2 separate regions of the Homo sapiens genome follow, and region 2 is linked to region 1. Evidence: chromatin loops called from intact Hi-C (ENCODE). Cell type or tissue: breast epithelium. All regions are shown on one strand. Region 1 overlaps STPG4 (sperm-tail PG-rich repeat containing 4). Region 2 has its middle 61 kb from the start of KCNK12.

Region 1 (4,000 bases):
CCAGCCCTGGGGAGGAGTGTGTGCAGGCAGGAAATGTCAGGCTTACCAAAGGCCTGTAATGTTATACAGCATTATGACCCATCAGAAGTTGGAACCAATAAGCCAGGCTTCTTCGCGGTATGACAGAGACCTAGGAGCTCTCCAGGAAAGTCTGAGTCTTTTGCAGCAAGATGAAAGCTCCTGGCCTTGGCGACATCCCGTAACCCACTGGGATCACACTTAACAAGACAGCCCTGTTACACCAGAGCCTGGTTTGGCATCTGAAAGCCAGGCAGATAGCTCAGCTCTTGCTCAGCACCACCCCAGCCCCTCCTATCTCCGTTTATTCTTTTGTGGTGTTTCTGTTTGGTTCTGCCTATATCCCTCACTGGACTCCAAACTCCCCAGAGGCCAAAGAGAGTATTTTATTCATCTGTGTAATAATCCTTACAGCTCCCGTTGGTTAAAGTTGCCCTCAAATAAAAGCACAATTAAATAGGGCTTCTTCAAAGGGAAGAGAATGATATTCTCATCAGGAGGGTTGAGATGTAATCATGTACCAGAGCTGAGGAATAGATACTGTAAAGGTTCCCTGTTGTTTCTTTTGACATCAAGTTCTAGGACTCCAGGAAGGTGACTATTCTGTTCTCCCCTGGAGACAGAATTTTTGTCAGTGGTCTTTGAAAGGCTTAGCTTTGGTAAACCCACAGTTGCCAAAGCATGACCCTGACAAAAGCAAGGTTTAAGAAATGGCCCATTTGATTTGTGGAAGAGATGCTTAGTGCTGCTTGGTGAATCCGAGGCCTCCCTCTGCACACGTATCATACACAATGTGAGACCCAAGGTCTAGATCACACTTGAGGATCCCCAGTAAAGGAGAGAGCAGAGTGCTCAGCTTTAAGGAAGAGGAGAACATGGTTCAAATGTCCCTCTTGTTTTAAACACCCTCCTATTGAACTGGGTTCAGAAATGGCACATCCCGAGCCATCTGTCCACTCAAGCCGTCCTCGGATGGGGCAGCAGTGGGGACTCTGCTAGAGCTGTTGCCCGGCCATTGCAGGGCCCGGCCATGAGCAGTCTCAGAATAGTCACGGCTTTGCCGCAGCATGCCTGTGGCTTTGGAATATGAACTTGGGCTTATATCCACTTCCTCAGTGCTCCCTCTTAAAGATCCCATCTGCCACATGTGGAATAGCGTTCAGTAACTTCTTTCTGCAGCACATCTTAGTCCCTGTGATTCAGATGACCAAGTCCATGCAAGGAAACTGCTGGATGGGATGGCCATGCATCATGCTTCATCAGCCTTCATGCCTGGACTCCCAGGCAGCTTGAGACCAGGAAGCTTTAGAAAGCAAAGCCGCATTAGGCCTGGGGAAAAGGGGCAGGTCGCTCCTTAGCCATTCTGCAGATGGCCATCATAGGTGTGGAATCAATGGTCGCACACTCAGCATCATCTCTTGCCCCAGCTACTCATCTGGCTTCAGAGCACTGCATCTTTATGGCCAAACTGAGAGGCTCCTGCACAAACTGTTCCTGTGCAGATTTTCTTGGCGTTTTGCTTCTTTGTGTTTATTAGGGCTTAGATTTCTTCAATGTGAGTACAGAATTCACACCACACAGAGAGCCTCACCCTGACAGCAACCTCTGTCACACGTATACATCAGTTTGAAAACATGACTGTTTTCATCTCTCTGCCATGAGTTGTAAAAATGATGAGGGGCATCTATCCCTTGATTATCAGATGTGTGCTTGGCTGATAATAACAGACTCCATTCATGGTGGAGTAATTGAGAATGGCAGCCCCAATTACATGGCTGTGCCACCTGCCAGAGAGAATGGGAAAGCCTTGCTTTAAATCCTGTGGAAGGGCCGGGTGCGGTGTCTCACACCTGTAATCCCAGCACTTTGAGAGGCTGAGGCGGGCAGATCATGAGGTCAGGAGTTCGAGACCAGCCTGGCCAATATGGTGAAACCCCATCTCTACTAAAAATACAAACATTAGCCAGGCTTGGTGGCACGCACCTGTAGTCCTAGCTACTTGAGAGGCTGATGCAGAAGAATCGCTTGAACCCAGGAGGCGGAGCTTGCAGTGAGCCGAGATGGCGTGACTGCACTCCAGCCTGGGTGACAGAGTGAGACTGTCTCAAAAAAAAAAAAACAGAACCGTGGAGGGTCTGCAGTGCAGTGCTTCTTCTGCGAAAACTGTGGTGCTCATTTGTGGCCAGCCTTACCTATTATAAGGATCTTACAGATACATGTCCCTATTATGACCTTACTGCTGGCTCTCTCTCCTCTACCCTCCCCTCCCTTTCTCCTCCTCTCCCCTCTGCTCCCTTTCTCCTCCTCTCCCCTCCCCTTCTCCCTCCCCTCCCCTTCTCCCTCCCCTCCCCTTCTCCCTCCCCTCCCTTTCTCCCTCCCCTCCCCTTTTCTTTTCTTGGGTCTCATTCTGTTTCCCAGGCTGGAGTGCGGTGACATGATCATGGCTCACTGCAGCCTTGACCTCTGTGGCTCAGGTGATCCTCTCACCTCAGCCTCCCAAGTAGCTGGGACCACAGGAACACACCCCCACAACTGGCTAATTTTTATATTTTTTAGAGACAAGGTCTCACCATGTTGCCCAGGCTGGTCTTGAACTCCTGACCTCAAGTGATCCACCAGCCTTGGCCTCCCAAAATGCTGGGATTACAGGCGTGAGCCACCATGCCTGGCCTCTTTTCTTCTTTACCTAATTTCCATAGTCATTTATCTATACATTAAGTATCTTTTTTTCTTGTTTTAGGAGTACTTGTGTTCATTGTAGAAAAATTAGAAAATGCATATAAGCAAAAAAAATTTTTTGTTTGCTTTTTATTCAACACACCACTACCCCAAGAAAACTACTGTTTATGAACATTCTGAGATAATTTCATTCCAAGTTTTTTTAATGCACATTTGTTCAGCTTGCATTTTTGACTTAATGACATTTGGGAGTAGTTGTTACGTCTATAAAAACTCATCAACACTGGACTGCTGGATGGAAGCGTTGTAATTTATTGAACCAGGCACATATCATCCATTATTTAGTTTATTTCCCAGTTTTCACTTTTGGAAACAATGTTACAGTCTTTGTGGCTAAATATTTGCACACATTCTCAATTGTTTTCTTAGGGTGAATGCCTAAAACTGGAATTGCTGGGTCAAAATAATAAATATATGTCATCTTAAACTCCGTTTTGTGAAAACTTGAAAAACATATACAACTTAGAATACTGTATTGAAACCTCATATACCTAGTCAACAATTCAACAATGTTCAATTTTAGGCCAGTGTTTTGGGTTAATACTCCCACCCACTTCCCCTAACTCCTGCATTATTTAGAAACAGATCTAAGACATCATGCTAGAAAAACACTTATTTCTGTTTTTTGCCCTGTCCCACTCCTGAGGCAAGGAACCCTAGCTATTTGAAAATGGAGGGGGGAAAAAAGCGAATTACTAGGGGAAAAAAAAGATGAACATCATGTTAGCATTATCCAGTGTGGTGTTTGGGCTATTCCCATTTTCCCTGCCACATTCTAGGCTGAAGACTCATCATTTGTCTCCTGGTTTCCTGCAACAACCAATAACCACTCTCCTTTCTTCTTTCTCCCTCTCTGGATAGGCATATATGTTTTAAGCTGTTTCATATCTTGCCAGATTGCACTCTGGAAAGGCTGAGCGAATTTATGCTTCTGCCAGCATCATAAGGAGTGCTTGTGCTTGTTGTTAAAGCTTTGGCTTCCTTCTTTCCCTCTCTCCTTCCTTCCCCTCCCTCCCTCCCTCCCTCCCTTCCCTTCCTTCTTTCCTTCCTTTTCTCCCTCCCTTTCTTCCTTCCTCTCTCTGTTCTTTCTTAACCTGTTTTAATTTTTAGAACCCCCTTCCCCTCACCCCGTGGGAAAAAAAGGAAGTTTGTTTTTTAAATTAGAATGTATTTGGTTATAAATGAGGTTAAAGCCCTCCTTCCTCAAAGTTTGCTCATTGAACGTTTGTATATCCTCTTCATG
Region 2 (4,000 bases), 540 kb before region 1:
GGGCAGCAAATCTTAGGTTGCTAGTTGATCCTGGGGATGCTTGCAGGTCACCTGGTCAACGTGGTTGTCAGAGGCATGCTACCTGTTCTTTCTAGAAGGGAGACCTCACAAGGCCACATAGCTACTTCTACTGGTGGAGAAAGAAGCTTGGGAGAGTCTGTAGGGCCAATGCACCCACTGAACAGCTACTGTTAGGTAGGAAAGGCATTTAGGCAACAGGGGTAGACAGCTCAGCGTAAAGGGGACCCATAAATCCTGCCAAGAGAGCCCTGTGATGACGGAGGTGTTCTGAACCTGTGCTGTCCAGTGAGGCAGCCACCAGTCACATGTGGCTCATGAGCACTTAAAATGTGGCTAGTGTGGATGAGGAACTGGTTTTTAAACTTTATTTAATTTTAATTCATTTAAATTGAGGTTTAAATAGCCGCATATGGCTCTGATTGCGGCATTGGATAGTGAGAATCTCACATTACCAACCACATCCCAGTGCTGGAATGGAGGCAGCTCTGGGTGAAATGGCTGCTCTGTCTAGTCCTGAGGGAGGTCTGGGTGCTTTGTAAGTCAGAGGCTGGGGATTTGAGGCTTCCTGACTCCTTCCAGCCTCTTCACTGCTCTGGGAGGATATCTCCGAGTTATTTCACAGCAGCGCTCCTGCTCCGGGGCTGTCAGCCTTGTCTGGTTCAAGGTCAAGGGCCCTGTCTGTGGCTTGAATACAAGCTCAGCTCTATAGCTCTGGAAGGATTACAGGGGAAAACCAGGGGTGAAGGGGTCTCATGTCCCTAACTTGGAGCACAGGCAAGCTTCACAATTGTCCCCTCATACTCACCTCCCATTTCCCACTTAAAAGATAAAAAGGAAAACATATAAAAAAAGGAAGCTATTCTAAATGAGGACATTTTTAAAAAGCAAGAGCACAGATACTGTAAACATCCAATTGTTGGAAAACATAGGAACCCTCAGCTAGCCAAACAGGGCTGCCCCAAATGGTCCAGCAGAATCCTTGGGAATAAAAATCCCTCCCACAGGCACCAAATAACCTTCAATTATTTTGACGCATTCAGTACTTCTCTGCCAAGGTTGACAAATGACATCCAATCTCAGCTTCTGCCCAGGCTGCCCTGGGCAAGGCTGAAGGCCCGAGGCACCAGCCCCAAGCTCCAGCCCTGCCTGAGGCCAGGGCATCAATCAGGTGTAGGAGCAGATCTAGGGTAGGGGGCTGGGCTGGGCTGGGTGAGGGTCATGACTCAGCTGAGAAAAAAGGGGGCACTAACTCCAGCACCAGGAAGATCTGGAAGGGTAGGAGGAGACCAAACAGTGATGCAAGCCTCAGGCTGGCTCCCTTGGAAGTGGGTCCCACAGGGAGGGGAAGGCATGTGGCTGTTCTAAGCCTGAGTGCCCCACTTACCCGGCCCTCCAGGCAGGATATGGTCAGCCTGGGCCAGATTGTAGAGCATCCACAGGTGTCATGGAAAGATGTCTGCATCTCACCCTGTAGAAAATGGAGTTTGCGAGAGTGTTAGGCAGATTTGTCAATAGCTGGCTTTTCAGGCGTCCTGAAGAGCTGTCTATGTTGTCCAGGGGTTGGGGGTCTGGATCTTCTCTGAACATTAGGAAAGCCTTCGTCTCTGGGAAGACGATCTCCTGTATGGGCCATGGGTTACACTTGAAGGGGAGCAAGAACAAACTGAGGCCTTGGGGAGAAGCAGGTTGCTGAGAAGGTAGTAACAAAGCTCATTCCTCCCTCCCATTCACACACCAGGCCGGCTGTCTAAAACAGAGAATGGTCACATAGGGCAGCTCTAAAGGTCAGAATGCTCTGGTTACTATGGTCCAGAATGATAACGGAGTGGCTATGGCCCTTAAGGTAGAAGTAGAGCTTTTGATAGCCTAAGGATAAAGAGTGGCAGAAGAGCTATGAACAGAGGTGTCCCCACCATGTAGCTTTGCAAAGGGTGGTGATAAGGGATGACAAAGATCTCAAGCCCAAGGATACAGCAAGAGGCAATCCTGACATTCAGAACTCCCAGCGCCCGCCTCCTCCTTCCCTCTCCTAGAGAGGCTGGGTGCTGCCAGGTCAGCGTCTCCGGGTGTGACTCATGTCTCAGCCACCCTGCCTGGGACACTGGCAGCCACCCCCGCCCTTGCAGGCCTGCTTGAGACATGGCTGCTCACTCCTTTTATTTATTCCCTGTTCCTCAGCCACCTCGCCTCAGCCCACCCCATGACTAATGGGCTCCCACCACCCACCCTGGGGCATGCTGAGAGGGCATCACCAGCACTGCAATTATCTGGATCATTCAGGCCCAAAGGCTCTCTCCACCCCCAGCCCCCAGCACCAGCTTTGTTCTGAAATTATCCGCATCACCCCGGTGATTCCGTCGCACTGTCTACACATGAGGTGAATCCACAGCCTCTGGTTTTAAAGGACAGTGCTGGGCTGGCCAGTGATTTCTTCACACCGGCCATGTCACCAACTACTCGTGCCTCAGAAACATGGTCATTTTAGAGCTAACAGGATCTTAGAAATGACTTCAGCCAGTGATCCACACCAGAAGCACCAAGCATCTTTAAACACCCAGACATGTCCAGGGAACATCCCCAGAGATACCCCAGAACTAGCTCTAGATGCATGCGTGTGTGTGTGTGTGTGTGTGCGCGCACGCGCGCATGTGTAAAGCACCCCTGTCCTCCTGGTTGGGAACCTTTGCTGTGATCCACCCCCCTCATCTGACCCAGAGGGAGAAGTATCTTGCCCAAGGCTCAGGCTGATTAGTGGCAAAGCCAGGACTGGGTGTGCCTGCCTCCCTTCTCCTGAGCACAGAAGGGCTTAACTCACTGGACAGGTATTCAAGTCTCCTCACCCCCTCAGGCTTGCCCATCATCTATGTTCCTGAGCTCTCCCCTCAGCCTTCTGGTTCTATCATTACTCTAGCATGAAATTTCCTCACCACCTCTCATGTCCTTTTCCTCCTGGAAGCATCTCCATCCATTCCCCATCGCTATCCATCCCCAGTTCCCAGCCTAACTCATCGGGAACTTTTTTTTTTTTTTAAGACTGAGTCTCACTCTGTCGCCCAGGCTGAAGTGCAGTGATGCGATCTCAGCTCACTGCAATCTCTGCCTCCCAGGTTCAAGCGATTCTCCCTGCTTTAGCCTCCCAAGTATCTGGGATTATAGGCATGCACCACCAGGCCTGGCTAATTTTTGTATTTTTAGTAGAGACGGGGGTCTCACCGTGTTGGCCAGGCTGGTCTCCAACTCCTGACCTCAGGTGATCCACCCGCCTTGGCCTCTCAAAATGCTGGGATTACAGGCGTGAACCACTGTGCCCAGCCCACTAAACCTTTTTTGTCCATGCCTGGGGCAAGTTGCATCTGCTTGACAGTTCAGTTAGCCACAGCACTGTGACACTGACTCTGGGATTTTACAAGTTGTAACTTTGTCTTTTTCTTTAGGAAGCTCTGGAAGTTCAGGGAGCCTTCCCCATCCTCTTGCCCACAGAGGTGCTAAGTGAATGTGGAGATGTGAGTTGATGTGACATTGTAATGTCCCACACCTAGAGGAAGGATGCTCACCTTTAGATGTTTCTTTTTGGAGCTTTGCAATCTGGGCTCCCTTTACAGATTAAACACTGACATTTTCCATTTGTGTAAACATTCACAACGAGACAGGCCTCCAGGCAGGCCAGCAAGGACCAGGGACTGGTAAGTGCTAGGGTCTGAAGAAGGAGACAATCCCTGCACTCCATGCTGACCAACACCATTTGGGAGCACTAAGCAGTAATAAACAAGGACAACTGGTGTCACCCAGCAGACTAGGAAACATCAAAGTTGTGATTTAAAAAAAATTAGGGAGCCAACTGGCAGCAAGCTCCTTCCTTCTGCTAGTTTCATCTGCAAGAACACAGGCTGGAGACAAGTGAGGCTGCCAAGCGTGGATACCTGGGAGGGTGGATACTGGCTTGCAGGCTCCTGCCAACTCCTGCACACTTGAAAGGGCA

Evidence for each region. Peaks named below come from ENCODE experiments on the same cell type or tissue, not always from the same donor. Only the 100,000 strongest peaks of a DNase experiment are listed, where the experiment ranks them.
Region 2: it touches region 1 in a loop (23-fold over the local background); 1 of 110 quality-filtered maps calls a loop at or near these places.

What each region holds. Positions count from the first base shown.
Region 1 is chr2:47,090,937-47,094,936 of GRCh38, reverse strand. All of the region lies in intron 5 of STPG4 (sperm-tail PG-rich repeat containing 4), which reads left to right. Among named protein-coding and RNA genes, the nearest start is that of STPG4, 62 kb to the left of the region's middle. In breast epithelium, no CTCF peak of the experiment used is centred here; no DNase peak of the experiment used is centred here.
Region 2 is chr2:47,630,291-47,634,290 of GRCh38, reverse strand. It overlaps a transcript of MSH2 not described here. Among named protein-coding and RNA genes, the nearest start is that of KCNK12, 61 kb to the right of the region's middle. In breast epithelium, no CTCF peak of the experiment used is centred here; a DNase peak (open chromatin) is centred at 2,130.